Linked DNA regions of Homo sapiens: region 2 is linked to region 1. Evidence: chromatin loops called from intact Hi-C (ENCODE). Cell type or tissue: adrenal gland. All regions are shown on one strand. Links, peaks and the distances in the headings refer to the core of each region. The heading gives the core; the rest is flanking DNA.

Region 1 (10,270 bases), core at 938-8,937:
TACCAGTAACTATCCTGAGTCAGGTTACTTTACCGTTAACTGTCACCTATAACACAATAATCCATTAACCATCTAATGCAGTTATTGGATGTGTTCATACTGGAAATTCTTAACCATATAGTTGTCCTGCCAATTTTATTTTAAAACAATGAATTGTCTTAATATAAGTCACTGCATTTCTGTAACATATTAAAGAAGGTCACAACTAATCCAAGCGGACTTAACCCTATTCAACAACCAGCTGAAAAAAATACTTTGGCTCGTCAAGGAAAAAATTATGAAAAGAAAGTATTTCACTTAGCAGTCGTTAATTTTCACAGTTGTACTCCAAGAGCTACATGAAAATATTCCAGAAGAACCAAATTACGTAGCAATTAATGAACATGCGTGACAGAATTTGTGCATTCAAAATATCTGGCGGAAAAACTAGTCAAAATGCTAGAGAGGACAAATTGGTCTTTAAAATATCAGTTTCCTGTCCTTTAAAAAAGTTGCATAGTCTACCAAGAAAAAACGAAAACATAAGGCTGTAAGTAAATAAGAGTTGTGTTTAGGCTATTACAGTGCAGGTTATCCTCAAGGCCACATACATCCTGCTTCACTGCTGCTTGCACTCTGCTGCGTTTTGATCTTTCTTTGGTTCATAGTCTGGATCATTTTCCTCATCTTCTTCTTCCCCTTCCTCATCTGCTTCTTTGCCTTCTTCATCATAATCATCATCATCATCTTCAATAGCTTCTCCAGTAAAATATAACACTGATCTTGGGATTATACACTCAGGTAAAAAGTGACTGATTTGGAAGTTTGCAGCATGGATAGCTTCAGCAGCATCATCCAGATATCCACTCTCAGGAACTTCAGGAGGGGCAAAAAAATTAAAGCAAGAGTCATTGGAAACTCTTTTAGTCACAGTACAAACTGTCCCATGTCCCTTGTGTTTCTGCTGCTTCTTAATGTTTCTCAAAGTGACATTCTTTCCTTTTTTTCCAATCTATCTGGCACCCTGTACAACCCATAATTTCTAGTCCATCAAAAGAAAAGGGACCAGAATCATCTGGTTCTGACCTCATCCTATATGTCTTTGTTGGCACTTCATTTGTAAAATATTCACTGGGTTCAAAGTGAAATTCTAAGACAAAACTCATAGGCTGGCCAGCATCCAAGAACTTCACTTTAATAAATTTAAAGTGCTTCAGAATAGGTTCATCATGTTCCTGAAGCATATCACTAAGCAAGTCAACATTCTTAAAAATAGTTAACCAAAATTCAGGAATTCCTATGGGCTCTTCTTTTTCTTCATCCTTCTTCTCTTCTTCAATCTTGGCCTTTTCTTTCAACTCCTCCGAAATCTTGCCTTCTTCATCTGGTTTCCATTCACATTCTTCTTCTGTGGGTTCATAAATTGCATTAATAATCTCAAATCGCTTATCAAATAGAGGCTGATAGAGAACAGCATAGAGAAGTGATAACTTTCAAACCAATCTAAAATATTCAACTTGTGAATAGAAATAAACAAAGAAAAGTAAATTAAACAAAGAAAAGTAAATTATTAAATTAAAATATTGGCTCTTAGATTTTAGTGGTAAATAAATTTTTTCCCTGGGTTATCAGTCAGTAACATTAGCTTTTGGTTATAAATCAGTTTGGACAAGTATTGTCTCCTTGGGTTCTAGTGGCTTTTACCCAAGCCCATAGGAAAGCAATCTTCCTGATCCAGATTCCCTACTAATAAGGCATCCGCAGCACTACTGACTAATGTGATTTAAGATGGCTCATGTGTACGCCCACTTTCAAAAGAGCCTGACCTGAGATAGGGAAACATGGAAGAGACCACCATGGCTGCCCTAGGAGGAATGCGTCAGGAAAGAATGACTTGAAGGAGATAGAAGGATTGATAAAGCGCCCTCGGCACAAGTATCTCAGGCTCAGCTCTCAGGGACTTAGTACTCTCAGCAAATTCGGAACTGGTATAAAAGACATCAAAAAGGTGATCTAGTCTAGACTCAGAACATTTAATGGCTTCCTTCTCTGTCTTTAGGGAGTGCTTAAAAGATCTAACCTAGAGATTAAACTATTTCTCCCTTAGGGAATCTCATTTGCCTTTTCCTTCATTATGCAGAGCAGTTCTGCACTCATACACCCCAGCTTCCACCTCCAGATTTTATCCCCACCACCTATGAAGACTTGGCAAACAAAGGGCATTCTAGCTACCAGGACTGCCTCTCAGAATTATATATAACATTTCTTTCTCTTACACACAGATAAAAGACAAAATGAAAATAGTTAAAAATCAGTTCAGGTGGTGGAACTATGGGTGATTTTTTTTCTTCTTTCTATTTTCAGTCTTCTCATATTTTATTTGATTATAATACATATTAATGAGCTCTAACATTTCCTGAGCACTGACTCTGGGCCTGGCACTGTGCTAAGCACATTACGTATTTTATCTCACTTAATCCTCTTTAGAAGTATGTGAATTTACATATAAGGAAGCTAAAGAAAGTAAGTAACTTCTCAGTGGGTACTCTGTATATCAACCCTGGTCTATCTGACATTAAAGTCAGAACTCTTAACTACTACATTTATTTGGTTGTAAGATATTGAAACTAGAAACTTAACCATGGGTTTATCTTAGGGAATTGGACTGTTATAAAAATGAGAAGATGGCCGAGCACAGTGGCTCATGCCTATAATCCCAGCACTTTGGGAAGCTGGGACGGGAGGATCGCTTGAGCTCAGGAGTTTGAGACCAGACTGGGCAGCATGGCAAAACCCCATCTCTATTGGTTTGCCAGGGGAACCAATCCTGTAATTAGAGGGTTGGAACATTTAGTTCCACCATTCAACCTCCCAGGAGGGGAGAGGGGCTAACAGTTGAGTTAATCACCAATGGCCAGTGATACCATCAATCATGCCTACGTAATGAAGCCTCCATAAAAACCCAAGGGAAGTGGGTTCAGGGAGCCACTGGAGAGCTGACTACGTAAAGGTGCCTGGAGGGTGGTCTGCCAAGCCCTGCACCTCTTCCCACATGCCTTGCCCTAGGTATCTCTCCATCTGACTGTTCTTCTGTATCCTTTATAAAACCCTTTACAATAAATGGGTAAATATGTTTCCGTGAATTTTGTGAGCCACTTTAACAAATTAATAAAACCTGAGGAGGGGGGTTATGGGAACCCTAATTTATAGCCAGTCAGTCAGGAGTACAGGCTGCAACCTGGGACTTGCAGTTGGCATCTAAAGTGAGAGGGAGTCTTGAGAGGCTGAGCCCTCAACCTGTGAGATCTGACTCTAACTCTAGGTAGATGTGTCAGAACTGAATTTTAGGACCCCCCCGCCCATGTCCAGTGGAAAATTATTTGGTGTATGGGGAAAATAATTCACCCATCCAGTGTCAGAAGTGTTGTGTTGAGTAGTGTGTGAAAAACAAAAGGACAAGTTTTTCCAATCTCTTACATCTCCTGAAAAGAAATTCAGATTTTATTTCTCCTAAGCTCCTGGATGATGGATTTTAAGAATGAGACTACCTGCCTTTCCTAGTAGGATAAAGATGGGTTGGGGCATGATAGTGACTCTCTTAGGGGCTGAATAGATGTACCTTGCAGGGTGATGTCTCCTGGCATTATTGTTTGTTTGTTTTTTGTTTTTTGTTTTTTTGAGATGGAGTCTCGCTCTGTCACCAGGCTGGAGTGCAGTGGCGTGATCTCAGCTCAACGCAACCTCCGCCTCCTGGGTTCAAGCGATTTTCCTGTTTCAGTCTCCCAAGTAGCTGGGAGTACAGGCACACGCCACCATGCCCGGATAATTTTTTTTTTTTTTTTTGTAATTTTAGCAGAGACAGGGTTTCACCATGCTGGCCAGGCTGATCTTGAACTCCTGACCTCATAATCTGCCTGCCTTGGCCTCCCAAAGTGCTGGGTTTACAGGCATAGCTACCGCGCCTGGCTTCCTGGCACTATTGTTAACAGCACAGCCAAGCCTCAGAGCAGAAACTTTCATTTCTTTTCATGTAACAATTCTAATTATTATTAAAATTATTATATTATCAAAGGTCTGCTCATCGTGTTTAAAAGCAGAAAAAAGTGTCTAAATATTAACAAATGAAATTCAAAGAAATAAAAGTACAGTCTATGGAGTAATAAAATATTTCTATAGCAGAAACAATACATGGCCAGTCATGGTGGCTCATGCCTGTAATCTCAGCACTTTGGGAGGCCAAGGTGGGCGAGTCACTTGGGGTCAGGAGTTTGAGATCAGCCTGGCTAACAGGGTGAAACCCCACCTCTTCTAAAAATACAAAAATTAGCCGGTGTAGTGGTGTATGCCTGTAATCCCAGCTACTCAGGAGGCTGAGGCAGGAGAATTGCTTGAACCTGGTAGACAAAGGTTGCAGTGAGCAGAAATCACATCACTCACTGCACTCCAGCCTGGGTGACAGAGTGAGTGAAACTCTGTCTCAAAAAAATAAATAAAAATTAAAAAAAAATAAGTGCCTAATATATGCTCAAGAAGCAAAGTGAGCCCTTCTGTTATTAAGCAAATGGATAAGTACAAGAGAGTGAGTTTCACTGTTCAGATAATTCCTAAGGAAGGGGCTGTATTATAAGCTCAGGCATTCCGAAGTGGTAGTCCCTGCTCAGAAAGTCATGGGCTATGAATCCTCAGGCCTGGTTCTTCAGCCAAAATTGATGGCTTCCAAGTTGAGGCCCAAGAATATATATGAAATATCAGTGAAATAAGAGCAATGAATCCAGTCCTGGCAAAACAGACAGTGGCGTCTTCTTCGCACTTCACCTCTCTCCTTCAAGGTAGCCATAGCTGTAGTACCTCTAGTTGCTAGGAGCTCTCTCTTTAGGACAACGGCTCAGGTATTGAAAAGCTCTTACTTATGTTGTACTGAAATCTGCCTTCTTTAACTTCTGCTCTTTATCTCTACATCTTGACAGGGCAGAACAAATTTATTCTGCCTGTCACACAAGAGCCTTTTAAATATTTGCAGACAAGGATATGGTATTCCTTTGGTTGACTTTTTTTTCTTCTCTAGGCTAAATGTGATCATTTATGTCAACTATTCCTGACTTCCTGACCCTTACCAACCCATTACTTTTCTTCAAGTTGGTCAAAATCCCTCAAGAATTGTGGTACCTACCAGAGAACCCAGTACTTCAGTGTGGTCTGACCACAGCCCACTGCACTAGGACCAGGGCTTCCTATAATCTCTCCTTCACTTCCCTTCATGCAGTCAAAGACTGGGTTGTTTTTTTCCAGCACACACATCATAATGTTGGAAAATATTCAACTTGTGGATAATTAAAGTCCCCAGTCCTTTCATATGAACAAATGCTCTTTGGGTAATCATCTCCATCCTGAACTTATATGATGGTTTGCTTTTTACCCTAAATATAGAATTCTGCAATTATTTCTGATATATTCCATCTTATTGAGTTAGACAAGAAACTCCAGACTGTCTAGACAATTTTGAATTCTGATTTAGCTCTGTAGCTATAGGTATACTTTCCAGCTTTGTGTCACCTGTAGGTTTAATAAAAATGCCTTTTAACCTATCGATGCATTGCAAAAGTAAAGCAAACTTTTCTGACATTATTGAAAGTGTAGGCTTGGGTACACGATGCAAAATGACTTCTAAATTAGCTACAGCAATTTATAGACAGCCTTTTTCACTTCTCTCCAACCCACCTGCATGACATGCAATACAAAGCACACAAAAAAGAAAAAGAGTCCTACTTAATGTGGGTAGTGAGCAAGGAAGAAAACAGAAAGAAGTAGTGACATTGCTGGTAGCTCTATCTCTATTCCATCCCTGGTCCCAAGAGTGGACATTCTTGTAGTTTTGTCCAGGTATTATCCTTTGGGGATAGAAATGGTTCGTAATGTTTTTATAGTTCATCCTAGACCATGGCTCAGCCTTGCCACCCAACTTCCCTGTCCAGGGAGATCAGAAGCAATAGGTGGCTATCAAGGCATCATTTGAATAGGGTGGATATCAAATACAGCATCCCCATCTGTACAGGACTCAGCCTTTGATAGTTCTTGATCTACCTGCCAGCAACCATTCCTTCCTCCCACTTGCCTTTACCTCCACAGGATCAGTAAGAGCAAGAAAAGTTCTTCTCCTTCTTGATTTATTTCCTCCTACTTAAACCCAGGCAGAGAAACTGGGGCCTAACTTTTATGACCTTGGTGTTAGGAAAACAAAGCTTACTAATAATATTAAGGAATAGAAGTAATTTTATGTCCAGGGCCTGTTGACCAGTATAATGTTTTCTCTGATGCAGTTGACTCTCTGAACCTGAACATATTCTATATAACTTTTACAGCTCCCTTTCCCAAGGGAGATAATCATAACAATAGTCTCTAGGAAATTCCCTTACATGGGCTGATATGTGCTGTCCTTTTTTCCTCATGTCCCAAGATCAGATAATCCAAATGCAACTTTCATAAATGTCCTACACAGTCATCAGAGTGGGAGCTGTAAAGCAAGAGTGGAAGCTAGGACTATATTTAGGAGCTGGCCCTAGGCTTGTGCTTGGATTTCAGCATTGGCTTCTCCTCTTACCAGCCATGTGATCTTGGGCAAATTACTTACCTCTCTATTCCTAAGAGATGGATAAATAAGAATAGAGTTGATGTGATAAGAAGTAATCAAAATAAGTAATACAAACTAGTTAGTACAGTCCCTGGCATACAAACAGTGCTCAATAAAATTAGTTATTATTAAATAGCCTTCTAATATATGTGTTCAGATTTCTTTTTCTACTGTTCAATTTCTGTGCTTTGATCTAAAACAATTAAGAAACATGGTAACAGTGTTACTAGATTTTTAGAATCCTAGCATGTAAAAGATCTAATCCAACCCTTCCTTTGACAGATGATGAAAATGAGGCTCAGGAAGAAAAAAGGAATTTCCTAATGTACACAGTGAGTGAAAGGCAGAGCCAGGACTATAAACTAGATATCCTGACTCCCAATCCTATCCCTAATTATAGCCGCCTTTTTCCCCCTGAGAAAAGAATCAGGATTAACCAAATGCAGATTTAGATGCTAGTATATTTTATATGTAGGAATGTGATAGTTGTTATGGAATATTTGAAAAAAAATGTATTTATATATGTCATTCTGTATAGAGAAATTATAAAAATTATCTATAAATTAGTATGAATAGCAAATGAAGCTTATGTTCAAAACTCCCACTTCCAACCTCCCTGTTTACTCAGCAGCATGGGATTATGGAAAGAACATAGAATTTGGAACGGAGTGAGCTTGGATTCAAATCCCAATTCCACCACTTAACTGCTGGCATGACCTTTATTTAGCAAGTTACTTAGTCCCTTTGAGCCTCAATTTCTTCATCTAGAAAATGGAGATACCGAAACCTGTTTCAGTGATTTTTGTGGTGCATAGGATATATAGTATGGGAACACAGAACCTGGTATAAAGAGATGCCCATCACACATTGGCACCCCTCCTTAGATTTGACTCTCACTTTGCTGTCCTGATTTTGGTGCTCTGCTGGAAGCAAGGCACTGCCAGGTGCTAGCGACATGGGAGCCATATTTGAGAGGAAAGACGGCTGTCTGCTTTGTCATGAGCGGGACGGAAACATGGTTCTTGGAGTTTCCCTCAAGGTCACTTGGGAGCATAATGTTGTTTCCTACAGGACATCAGCTCAGGAAGTATGCCAAGGCCCAGGGTTGCTTACCACAGAGAAATTATCTCAAGATTGTTCAATGTCAGGCCTTGGTATTACTGGCTGGCCTTAGAGCGGTCTGTGCACCAGGCTTATATATCCTAATCCTCCAAGTCTATTATCACCTAACAGCAGCTTTTGGTTTTGGCTCTTGGAGTGTCAACTGCTACAGCCTCCTCTTGGTAAGCTTCCTTATGCATTATGTATTTATAAATATTTATGTAAGGGAGAGGGGTGGGGGGAGGAAGGAAAAGAAGGAAAGAGGGAAGGAAAGAAAGAATGAAGGAAGCAAGCTCAAGGATACAACAGCGATTGGCCTTTGAGAACTAGGAAATAATATTTTGTTCTGAGAGTTAATCTATACAATCAGTCTGTAATGGATCTGATCAGAATATGCAAAGTCGTCTTAAAGTGGTAGAATAGATTATTAGCCAATAAGACTTTTATATCAGTGGTTCCCCAACCTGGCTGATGATCAGAGTCACTTGGGATGCCTGTAAACATTCAGATTCCTAGACTCCTCCACAGACCTAATTATTAGAATTTCCAGTAGAGCTATACAAGCCCGTTATTTCTTTACATGTATCCCAGGTGCTTTTGTGGCAACCGGCTTCTTCCTGGTCAGCAGACTGGCTTTGGGAACCACAGGTGCACTGCAAGAAGTCTCAAAAGGATTAATATATATAAAGAGCAATGTGTTGGTCAACAGAGGGAATGTGGGGAAAAGGGCACACATGGTACACTGGCTCTTGTGTGCATTGTTCAGGAATGGGGGCTTCCGCCACAGTGCCTGAAACATCTAGATCATCTGGAGCAGATTCCTGTTGAGGAGACAGAGGCTCCAGTTGAGCAGAGCCCTATGTTATCAAACATTTGAATAATATAACTCTCTTTGTCAAAGTTCCTTGTTCATTGAGCAACTTTCAGATGATCTCTCTTCCCATGCAACTGGCCTGTAGGGAGAAAAGGGACAGATCAGGCCAAATGTTTCCCACTGTAAATTAATAAACTGGCATTCTGGTTATATATCAGTCTCTTGTGGATTAGTATGAGTCAGCATCTCTTAGTCTGATCAACTCAGAGGCTCTGTCAAGATCCAGTTTCTGATGCTGTAAAGCTGAGGGCCCAACCCTAGACCTCAGTGTATTCATCAGAGTAAATGTGTCCCAGGAGGTCAGCCAGTTAGCATTTCCTGGAGAAAGGAGGTGAGAAGGAACCCATTTCCCAGGGAAACACGGTATGGAAGACCTTCTTGATGCTTTACTGGGTACATGAACTGGGTGAGGTTCTTATAAGAACAGTTCTTTAAAAAGCCTTTTCTGTTCTCAAAGGGTTTTCACATATATTAGCTCATTTGATATTCACAACAATCCTGGGAGGTAGGTCAGGCATATATATTATTATTATTACTTCAGAGATGAGGAATCTGAGCGCATAGTCACTTACCTAAGATCCAAAGTAATGACAAAAGTGGGAGGAGAATCCAGGTCTTTTGACTCTTAGACATTATTCTTTTCACTTCCTCTCTCATTTAACAAAGTAAATACCATAAGCAGACCCATAAAGGAGCAATAGAAACACTTGAATGGGATAGTGTGGGACTGTGTTTGCATGTCTTTGTGTTAGGGGCTGGGTTAAGGCTACAGACATGGAAAGGCAAGTTGACAGACAGCACGGTAGAAGAGAAATCAGGCCAGTGGTGCTAATAAGAAAGCACACTCAATTTTTTTCTTAGTTTAGAAGAATGAAGTCTGATTCAGTTTAATTGAACAAATTATTTACTGAGCACCTATTGTGTGCAAGGCCTTGTGTACTAAGTGCTACCAATCGGAGCAAAGTTTAGAAAAGAACATTTTGAAACATGTATTTTGGTGTGAAGAGTGACCCTGAAATCATTTTCCTTCTTTAATCACAGCATCGAAAAATGCAACCCACAACCAGGGTATTTAAGGGAAAATGGGAATGGGGAGAAGCTGATTGTAACTAGAATTCTGGCAGCCAAGACCATTTGGAAATTTGGGCTTGATGACTCTCATTAAGGATGGATGTTCGTGCAAAATTTTGCTGGGCAAATATGAAGGGATGCAGCTTCCTCGACATTTTTCCATCTTTATATTTTATGTCTTTAAGTCCTTGGTGACTTCACTGGTGACAGTTTCCAAAATAAGTCCTGTTTTTTTGTGTCTTTTTAAATTTTTTTTTACAATGGCATGAAAACAAAATGTAGACTCCAGTGGCCCAGGATTTGTGAAAAGGGCAGGTCCCAGGGCTCCTCTTTCTCCTACTCTAACAAGGGCTTCAGTGTGATCTACAGCTGGGAAGAGGGGTTCCAGCCGGACATCTGTTAGCGAGCCTACAAACAATGCCCTACGGCTTGCTCCAGTCTTTGCGTTTTGCTAACTGGTTGATCATGTTTTCACTTCATAAATCTGTACATTCTAATGTGAGCACTAGCGGGGTAGCAAAAGGAGGGAGAGCTAGCTGCCTGTTCCCCACCCGATAGGTTCATGTCTGGCTGGATCAGCCTCCCACCTCTCTGGCTGATTCATCAGGCTCAGTCTA
Region 2 (10,270 bases), core at 1,435-9,434, 240 kb after region 1:
TAGGTGTTGTGCCCACCTCCACCCTTCCTGTCAAACCCTGCCAATGCCTCAAGGCTTTGGAGGAAACGGACACAATGCTTTCCTGACAGTTCTCACTTAGTCTATGAACTCTATCACCCTATTGTCCCTGCCCAAGGAGGCATGCTGTTGATTTTTGTTGGTTTAAGCTTGTCCTCAGCAGAAGCAGGCTGATTCCCAGAAAGTCAATTCTGCTGAAGCCAGTTTGTGAATGACCACTTCTTGGAATGGCAAGGTGACCTAAGGTCAACCACAGCAAACTAGACTGAAGGCTGTGGAATATACCAGACTTTGGAGTCAGATACATGGAACGTCAAACCTGGGCCCTTCTCCCAATGCCCCTGGAATTGATTACTCTATGGTCTATAGGCAGAAAACCTGACCTCTCCAGCCTGAGTTCCTTCATCTTTGAAATGGGTGCCTAGAGAGCGTTTTGGAGATAAAATGACAGCATGCACACAAAGGCCCTGATGTGGGACCATCGTGGTAAGGCATGATGGAGGGTCATGAGATGCCTTCTTATGCTCTGGAAAATGGTGGAAGGAATCACATGGTTGGCAAAAACATATGAAATTCTACATCTGAATCTTGGTTTCTTCTCTCTTTTAAAATCCAGCTCCTCACAAGTCTATTTTTTGAAAGAACCAGCCTCCTTTTCTTCTAAATATTCTAAATATATGAAATCCAACCAAAGTTTCAAAACACACTTTTGTGGTTGTTCTTTCACAGGTGTTAAAGACAATTGGATAAGATATCCTGCCAAGAGCATCTTAAAAATACCAGGGTAACTTCTTTTTTTTTTTGTTATGGAAACTTCCCACACACAAAAGTAGAGGAAATGGTATAATGGACCCACTGTATTCATTCTCCAGCTTTTATCATTTTAAATATTTTTCCATGTTGTTTTATCCATCCCCCTAGATATACCCTTCATTTTTCTTTTTGCTGGATTATTTGAAAGCAGTCCCTCACAGTGTTTTATATTATCCATTAAATACTTTGGCATGTATTTCTAACAGTTAAGGAGGTTTTTTTCTACATAACCACAATGCTATTATCACACGTAACAAAAGTATCAATAATCTCAGGAGCATTTTAAAAATAGTGTTCTGGAAAAAGCAAGCCAAATAAGTGAGTAATAGAGAATTTCAAGCCCTATGGTAAGAGGTTTGGGAAGATGCTTTTGGCAAAGGGGGCACTTTCATTTTTGCAAATGACATCACAGAGCCAGATGTCACTTTCTCCTACATATCCAAAATTGGATTTACTTTCTTACCCCTGAAATGTATTCTCTAGTTCAGTGTAAGGCATCAGTATCCACCCAGGAGCTTAAGCCAGAGACTCAGAATTCTTGTAGAGTCTTTTCTCTCCCTCCTTTCTCTCTTACCCCTCCATTTAACCAGTTTTTTAAAATCGTGATAACATTTAACACGAGATCTACCTTCTTAACAAAATATTAAGTGTACAATACATTATTGTTGACTATAGGTACAAGGTTGTACAACAGCTCCCCAGAGCTTATTTATTTTGCTTGACTGAGACACAATGCTCATTGTTAGTGATTCCCCATTTCCTCTTCTTCCCAGCCCTGGCTACCACCATTCTATGATTCTATTAATTTGAATCATAGATACTTCATCTTAGATATTTCATATAAGTGGAGTCATGCAATATTTGCCTTTCAGTGACTGGCTTATTTCACTTAGTGTAATGTCCTTAAGGTTCATCTGTATTGTTACACATTGCCAAATTTCCTTTTTAAGGCTGAATAATATTCCGTTGTATGTATGTACCACATTTTCTTTTTATCCATTAATCTGTTGATGGACATTTAAGTTGTTTTCACATCTTGGCTATTGTGAATAGTGCTGCAGTGAACATGGGTATACTAATATCATTTTGGGATCCTAATTTCAATTCTTTTGGATAAATATCCAGAAGTGGGATTGCTGGATCATATGGTAGTTCTATTTTTAATTTTCTTAGGAACTTCACACTGTTTTCCATAGTGGCTGCACCATTTTGCATTCCTACCAACAGCATATGAGGGTTCCAATTTCCTCCACATCCTCACCACCACTTGTTATCTTTATATATATAACAACCATCCTAGCAGGTGTGAGGTGGTATCTCATTACGGTTTTGATTTGCGTTTTTCTGATGATTGGTGATGTTGAACATTTTCTTATACCTGCTGGCTATTTGTATGTCTTCTTTGGAGAAATGTCTATTCCAGTCCTTAGCCTATTTTTAAAATTAGGGGTTAGTTTTTTTTTAATTACTGCTATTAAATGTAGGAGTTTCTTATTTTGAAGTTCTAAATCTCAGAGTGAATATTTCTCATAGCAACCCCCTCTTCTCCATTCCTACTTCTGTTCCCTTTGTCTAGTGCACATTATCCATCTCGGCACAAAGTACTGAATGGTGTTTTTTTTTCTTTTTTAAATGAGGCTTTTATCATGTTGGCCGGGCTGGTTTTCAACTCGTGGCCTCAAGTGATCCACCCACCTCAGCCTTCTAAAGTGCTGGGATTACAGGAATGAGCCACCACACCGGCTTCTGAATGGTCTTTATCTGGCTTCCTCTGGAAACGAAACCTGAAACATGGATTCTACTATAAATAGTTCATTTGAGAGGTGATCTCAGGAATCCCTGGGAGCTGATTCAGGGAGCAGGACAGGGAAGTGAAAGAAGCCAATAAAGGATGTGTTACTAAGCACTGCCGAGCTCCATGCCACTGAGAAACTCCACTGGAGCTCCACCTCACTGAGAAACTCTGAGACACAGAGTAGAATACGACTTAAGAGTTATCCCAACCAACAGGCAAGGAAGCTGGGGTGTTTACCCATCAACTCTCCTGTTCCTCATTGTTTGAGGGCTGATCTCAGGGACATCAACCCCCCAGCACATCTGGCCTGCACTCCTGCACTGTGTATGGGCTATGCATGCTGCCAAGCCAGAGCACAGAGGGTCACAGGCCTTGGGGGTGTGGGGTGCATACTAATTGGACGTGGGCGGGGCACTGACAGCACCGCTGCATTGCCTCCCTTCTCCCTTTCCCGACAGAGGCCTGGGATAACTTCCCGAGGTGCAAATCTGATTATGACACTCCTCTAGTCAATAAAAGCATATGTGGATGATGCTAAAGACCTACCTTGCTTATTTCACCTGATGCAGGTGACTGGAGTGGTGCCAAGCCATCTGACCCTGGGCACCTTTGGCATACCTTCTGCAGGTGGTCAAAGCTTGGACTGGATTTTCAGTAACGTGAATTAAATGGATAGATAGCTTTATTCATATATTTATAATTAAAATCTGTTTATTTGCAGAACAGGTTGGGAAGGGAAGAGATAAATGATTGCCTGTGGTTTGGGGCCCACTGGTGCAGCCCATCTCCTCTCAACAGCTTTGCTGACCCCTTCTCGACAGTGCAGAGCCTCTCCCCTGTGTTTCTGTCACTGCACCAAAGCCACTCGTGGCAGCACCTTGTTCTTCTTTATGCAGTCACATTATCTGGGAATCTCAATGTGATTTGCAAGCTTACATAACTTCCCAAATGAGTCAGCATGCTCATCAAGAAGGCAGCATGGTGTCGTGGAAAGAACAAGGCATTTGGTGCCAGATAGAACAAGTTCAATTCCTGCATCTGCCACTTCCTAACTGTGTGTCTACACAAGTTATTCTACCTCCCCCAGCCTGTTTCTTCCTCTAACAAATGGAGATGAGAATATCTACCTAGGAGGGTTATTATAAGGATGAAGGGAGGTAAGGAACACTCAGAGTGTGATCAGTGTTTGCTTCTCCCATCCTATATCCTGATTTACACATCTAGCAGCAAATTCTTGAACCTTACTGACATGTAGTGAGTAGAAAATGCTGATTTGTCTTTGTCTGCTTTTAGCACCAGTTAATTTTTGATGAAAGTTTAAATCATGTATTTGTAAAGGAAAAATTGGTCTTGCTCTACTCTGGGCAAAGCAGGCACAGTGCGTGTGAAATAAATCAGCACCAGAAAGGTCTGTGGTGCTCTAGGTAGGGCTGGGCAGGCACAGCCTGGCTCAGGCCTGGCCGGACTGCAGTGGCAGCCAAAGATCACTAGCTTTCAGAGGAAACTTTGGGAGCATGCAGTAAGACAGACAGCCTGAAAAACAAAATATCCAAGAGAGGATGTGGGATCCAATCCGAATAGCTGCTTACCACAGTGGGGAGCGGTTAGGAATGGCATGGTAGAATGCCTTTTGCCAGACAAAGCAGCAGCATACGAATGAGGATGCTGCTGTGCTGGTCAGGGCTGGGGATAGTTCTGGAACTGTTTTTCCTAAGCGGTTAAAGCAAATGCAAGCTTAAAAAAAAAATAAAATCCCTGATCAGCAAATAAGTACTGCTACAAATGTTCTTCCCTGCTGGTCACAACACTATTAGGGCAGGAGTAGCAGACAAGCTCATTTCCAGGATCTTTACAGCCAGCATAATACATAGCTAGCAGTCAGCTGGGGGCAGCAGAGAGAATATTTATAATTTAGAGATGATTGGTTTGCATGTCCGTGGAGCAAAGAGGTAGCTAAAAAAGTAAAGCAAGAGCCGATCTTTAAACTCAGACACCCCAGAATGTTAGAGCTGGAAAAGATCTTTCAGATCATCTAACTGTTCTGGTGATTTTTATATACTAACAACAGCAGAACTTTTCTTTTAAATAAAATCTTATGCAGACTCTCCCCTTTAAAACAAATAAAAGGAGAGCTGCTCTGAGTAGGGGAGGGAGGGAGACAAGGGGGCAGTGTGGTTCTGGGACGGCAGCCTCTGAGCCTTCACTGTAGGTCTCCAGCAGTAGCCCAGAAATACGTCATGGAAATCCTGAGGCCCCACTGACCACAGCTTAGAAACCCCTCATCCAGTCTTAGGCTCACAGAGGGCAGGTGACTGGTCTAGGGTTACTGAGCAGAATTGGGACTAGAGCGCAAACCTCTTGATTTTAAGTTCCTTGCTCTCTGCTAAAAACCATCTCTCCTTCAGAAAAAAAAAAGTATCTGTAAAGATAAAGTTACCTCGTGAAATAGCTTATTAAAGTAAATGAGAAAGCCAGAGGCATCTGAGTGTAAACACTGGCTTTGAAAAGGATCCAATTTTATCTTCTTCTCTGCTGGACCCAAGGGCAGCTTCTTACTACATTTATTTTTAAGGCTTTTAGCGTAACAGTCACAAAATCCAAGGAGATTTACTAAATTAACGGTCACTTAAGCCAGGACGAGTCTAACCAGTTTGTACCTGTTAGAAAACAGAAACTTAAAATAATAGCTTAGTGTTAGAAAAAAAATTATTTTTACTATATTGGCACAATAAGAAAGGAAGGTGAAATGCACGGCAGATGAAGGGGCCAAACCAGAGCTCTCAGGCGCTGGAGCACGAAGCATTTCAGACTCTTGCCTCCGTTTATCGTTTGTGAGAACTCAGACAAGTCACAACGTCTCTGGACCTCAGTGTTTTCAATCTATAAAATGATTAAATCATTAAGGCTATTAAAGGTCAGTATGCAACAGAACTCTGACATAGAACTTCCCAGTGAGCAGGGTCAGCTGGTGCTGTGCCTAATTAACATGCAGCAGAAGTCTCTGTGTCCAAGGCCAAGGGCCTAGTAGTGCAATTAATACAGAAGAGAAAGGAGCGGGAGGAGGGAAGCAGGCAGAGAGGAAAGCAGAGCCTCTCCTTTCATGCTTCAGAGGACAGGACTTTGGTCAGCAGCATCCTGCACATTTATGTGAGGACTATTACCTGGAAGTCCTCTAAATGGCAAGATAAATGGCATGTGCATATGATGAAAAGTCTGTAAGGACATACACCAAAATGCCAACAGTGTTTTTACTGGGTTAAATGTTTATGAATGTCCTTTGCTTTCTTCCTTTCTTCCCTTCTTTCTTCCTTTCTTCCCTTCTTTCTTTCTCTTTCTTTCTTTCTCTCTCTCTCTTTCTTTCTTTTTCTTTCTCTTTCTTTCTTTCTTTTTTTCTTCCTCCCTCCCTCCCTCCTTCCTTCCTTCTTTCTTCATTCCTCTCATCCTTCCTTCTTGCCTTTCTCCTGTGTTTCCTACATTTTGTACCTTACCTATGTATTGCTTGTGTTTTCCCCACCAGAAGGTAAGCTCCATGAGTGCAGGAATTTTTGTTTCTTTTGTTCACTGCTGTATTCCTAGTGCCTAGAACAGTGCCTGGCATTTGGTAGGCACTCAATAAACATTTGTTGAGTAATGAATAATGTGCAATTTAAAAGTGAGAATTTTTTTTTAATTGCAGGCAACACAAATTATGTCTTAAAGCAGTAGTTTTCAATCTTTTTGGACTACAGCCCATGGTAAAAAATATTTTTAAAATTGTGACATCACAGTACATAAATTCACACACACAAATATGACATATATAACAAAGATTTCACAAAGTAATACTTATTATTATAACTTGTGGCGTACTTTGATATTTTAAAATCACTTCTATTTCCATTTTTGAAATACTGACTCACTAAATTTATTTCAAGACTCACTAATAAGTTATGATCTGCAGTTTGAAAATCACTTCCATTGAAAGAGCAGCCACCTGGAAGGTCAGCCATGGTTGCCTTGTAGGGGAAGGCATGGGTGAGAATCTTCCATCTGTTTGCACCTAATCTTTGGAAGATCAAGAGCTTGAAATTAGCAAGGGCAGATGAAGTTGTCCATGGTTACCTGTGTTTCCTAGCTACTCTTCAGAAAGACATTGTGTCTCAGAACCTTGAGTAGAATCATTTAGACAACTCCATCACCGTACAAGAAGAAACTGAGGATTGGGAAAGGAAGAAGGCTTCCTACCACATCCTACATGTGTGAGCTTAATGTTCCTTAAAACAAATATTCTAGTCAACTCCACCCCTGAACATGAAGTAGAGACAAAGAAAACTGGGGCAGGAATCAGAGATTCCAGTTCTTATGATTTGGCCAACCTGCTTTGAAACTCAGTTTCCTCATCTGTAAAATGAGGAATCGGCCATAATGCTATTCAAGACCAGTGCCAGCCCTAAAAGTTGATACTCTAAAAGTAAGACAAACAAATAAGAGTAACAATCTTTGCCAAGCACCTATTATGTACCAGACAATGAGCTAAGTGTTTTACCTATAGCATCTCACTAAACCTCCCAACAACTCTGGGAGAATAGGGTTATTAGCCTTCACAGAGGACGAAACTGAGGCTCAGAGAGGTTAATAACTTGCCCCAAATCAGCAAGTAACAGGGTTGGTTTCTAATTGGGGTCTCTCTGATGTCAACCCCCGTGTTCTCAACTACAACACATACTGTTCCCTAATGGAGTTGCTTTGGGGTTTCCATTTCAAACCCCTGACACATTTGGTCTCCCTTTAAGCTAGGAATGTTCAATTAAAGGTAGTAGTACGTTGTAACAAATGATAAAACGATACCAAGGGGGTATATATAAGGAGAAGGGAAGCAATACTATTTGAATGCAATATTCAAAGCATTTTGTTTATGGTATTCAATTTAATCCTTACAACAACCTTCAAATTTGTTTTTGTTTTTGTTTTCATTTTACAGATGTAAACACAGAAAGGTTTAGTAACCTTTCTTTTTTTTCTTTTTTGAGACGGAGTCTCACTCTGTCACCCAAACTGGAGTGCAGTGGCACGATCTTGGCTCACTGCAACCCCCGCCTCCTGGGCTCAAGCGTTCTACAGCCTCAGCCTCCTGAGTAGCTGGGATTACAGGTGCTCACCACCATGCCCGGCTAATTTTTGTATTTTTAGTAGAGACGGGGTTTCACCACGTTGGCCAGGCTGGTCTCAAACTCCTGACCTTAGGTGATCCGCTCTCACTTTAGCCTCCCAAAGTCCTGGGATTACAGGTGTGAGCCACAGCACCCAGCAGGTTTAGTAACCTTTTAAAGATAACAGGTATTTAGTGTAGCTGTGGGACTGTAAGCTCTCTGAAGATACAGACTGTCTCTCCCATTTGTGCTTTTATTGTCAATGCCTAAAAGAGTGCCTCGTACATTGTAGGTGATCAATACACACTTACTAAAGGCATAACTGAAGGAAGTAACCAGGTTTTAAGCCCAGATCTGCCCAACTCCCAAATCCAATTATTTTCACTGCTGAACTCATATTATTTATTTAAAACAATTGGTATTTAGCCAGTTGTTACTGAGTTCCCATCTCTTGGCCGAATCTATAATTAAGGTAATTTTGTAAGACATAGTTAGAGCTATTCCCTGGCTCCCTAAAATGCGTAACGTTCACCCAGAGGACCAGACTTGGAGAAAAACACAGGACTGGAAAACATGTGATCACACCCTAGTATCATTGCTCTCCCTGATCACCAAGAGCAGTTACAGAACAGAGAGGTTTGTTTTGTTTGGTTTTTAAATCAGTAAACACAAATTTTAAAAGGCCTACTCTTAGGCAGAGTATCTTCATAGTGACAAGGACATAGTGACAAGTGCATCTTCTGGTGCATCTTCTAGGATGTTTCTGCCCAGGAATTGGAGGAAGGCGAGAAATGAGGCATACCAAGCATGCCATAGCAGACGGGTGTGTGCAAGTGTGCCTGAGACATGGCCCTGCTTAAACTCAGCCAGGCAGGTCCAGTGATGGATGAGTGGATGGCTCTGATAAAGAGCAGGCATCTCCTATCTTTCTCATTCAAGGGTAGTTCCTCTCCAATGCACTGACCAAGGCTACACCTGGCCCTGGCTTCGGTCATTCAGGGTACTTCCCCTGCCCTTTGGAGTTGTGTGCTCATCTATTTCTTAATTTCTCCACCTTTTCCAAGTATTTACTAAGGGCTCTCATAGGCCCAACCTACGCAAGGTGCTGTGGTGGCTACTACAGAAGGAACAGAGCACAGGCTTCTTCTGGCCTCTTGGGTGTCACTGGTAATATACTTGGAACTCAAGTGTAACCGTGAAGTTCCCTGGTAGCTGAGCTGGTGACTTAACTATTATCACCTTCCTTGCCACCTCCTGAGAGCTTGGGAAGCCTTTCTTGTTACTGTGGTTTGAAGAGTGTGATTCTCCCTTATTTCCCTGTGCACCTTCTGTCACCATGACATCAGCTCAAATGTGGTCTTCTTGCCTTGAGTGAACCAGCACCCATATTACCAAGGCCAGCATGATCAGAGAGGTGTAAACTCTTTACAGGTGGGTCAGCTGGAGAAGATGCAAGGTCAGTACAGCTTTGTAGATAATTCTCTTTGCTTCCTACACTGAATTTGGCTGCCTCTGTCTTTAACCTGAACTAAACCTACTCTGTTCTCATCCAAAGTGTTTTTTTGGGAGGGGGTAGGGCTGGCTGTCCCAGAAGTCAAATGTTCTCTTTATATTCACCTTGTTTCCTGCTCTGAGTTTCCTTCTGTAGTGTCTGTTAATGCCTGTTTTGGTCCAAATCTTTTTTTTTTTTTTTTTTTTTTTGTTTTTTGAGACAGAGTCTTGCTCTGTCACCCAGGCTGGAGTGCAGTGGCACGATCTCGGCTCACTGCAAGCTCTGCCTCCTGGGTTCACGCCATTCTCCTGCCTCAGCCTCCCGAGTAGCTGGGATTACAGGCGCCCGCCACCACGCCCGGCTAATTTTTTGTATTTTTTAGTAGAGACGGGGTTTCACCATGTTAGCCAGGATGGTCTCTATCTCCTGACCTCGTGATCCACCCGCCTCGGCCTCCCAAAGTGCTGGGATTACAGGAGTGAGCCACCCCACCCGGCCTTTTTTTTTCAATAGAGATGGGGTCTCACTATGTTCTGGAACTCCTGGGCTCAAGTGATCCTCCCACCTCGATCTCCCAAAGCTGGGATGACAGGCATGGTCCACTGTGCCCAGCCCCAAATCTTTTCTTAATAACAGTTTTATTGAGATATAATTCACATACTTAAAATTTACCTTTTAAAAGTGTAGAATTCAGTGGCTTTCATTATGGTCACAGAGATGTGCAACCATCACCACTATCGAATTTCAGAACATTTTCATCATCCCCAAAAGAAATAACATGCTCATTGGTAGTCAGTCCCATCTCTCCCTTCCCCAGCCCCAATCAATCACTAATCTGGTTTTTTATTTGCCTATTTTATTTTTTATTTGCTTTTTATGAATTTGCCTATTCTAGACATTTCATGTAATTAGAGTAATACAATATGGCTCTTCAGTGACTGGCATCTTTCAATTAGCATGAAGTTTTCAAGGTTTATCTATGTTGTAATGTATCAATACTTCATTCATTTTTAAGACTGAATA

Evidence for each region. Hi-C counts contacts between places; a loop is a spot of excess contacts. Peaks named below come from ENCODE experiments on the same cell type or tissue, not always from the same donor. Only the 100,000 strongest peaks of a DNase experiment are listed, where the experiment ranks them.
Region 2: a loop joins it to region 1, with 5 times the contacts of the local background. A loop is called at or near these places in 92 of 110 quality-filtered maps.

What each region holds. Positions count from the first base shown.
Region 1 is chr3:120,797,074-120,807,343 of GRCh38, reverse strand. It overlaps the pseudogene NAP1L1P3. Among named protein-coding and RNA genes, the nearest start is that of LINC02049, 34 kb to the left of the region's middle. In adrenal gland, for the core only: no CTCF peak of the experiment used is centred there; no DNase peak of the experiment used is centred there.
Region 2 is chr3:120,562,137-120,572,406 of GRCh38, reverse strand. No RefSeq gene overlaps it. Among named protein-coding and RNA genes, the nearest start is that of NDUFB4, 29 kb to the left of the region's middle. RefSeq lists a cis regulatory region at 69-289 and a silencer at 7,561-7,764. In adrenal gland, for the core only: a CTCF peak has its summit at 4,512 (motif pointing right); DNase peaks (open chromatin) are centred at 2,986, 4,176, 4,816 and 5,558; H3K4me3 peaks cover 730 bases; H3K27ac peaks cover 2,517 bases.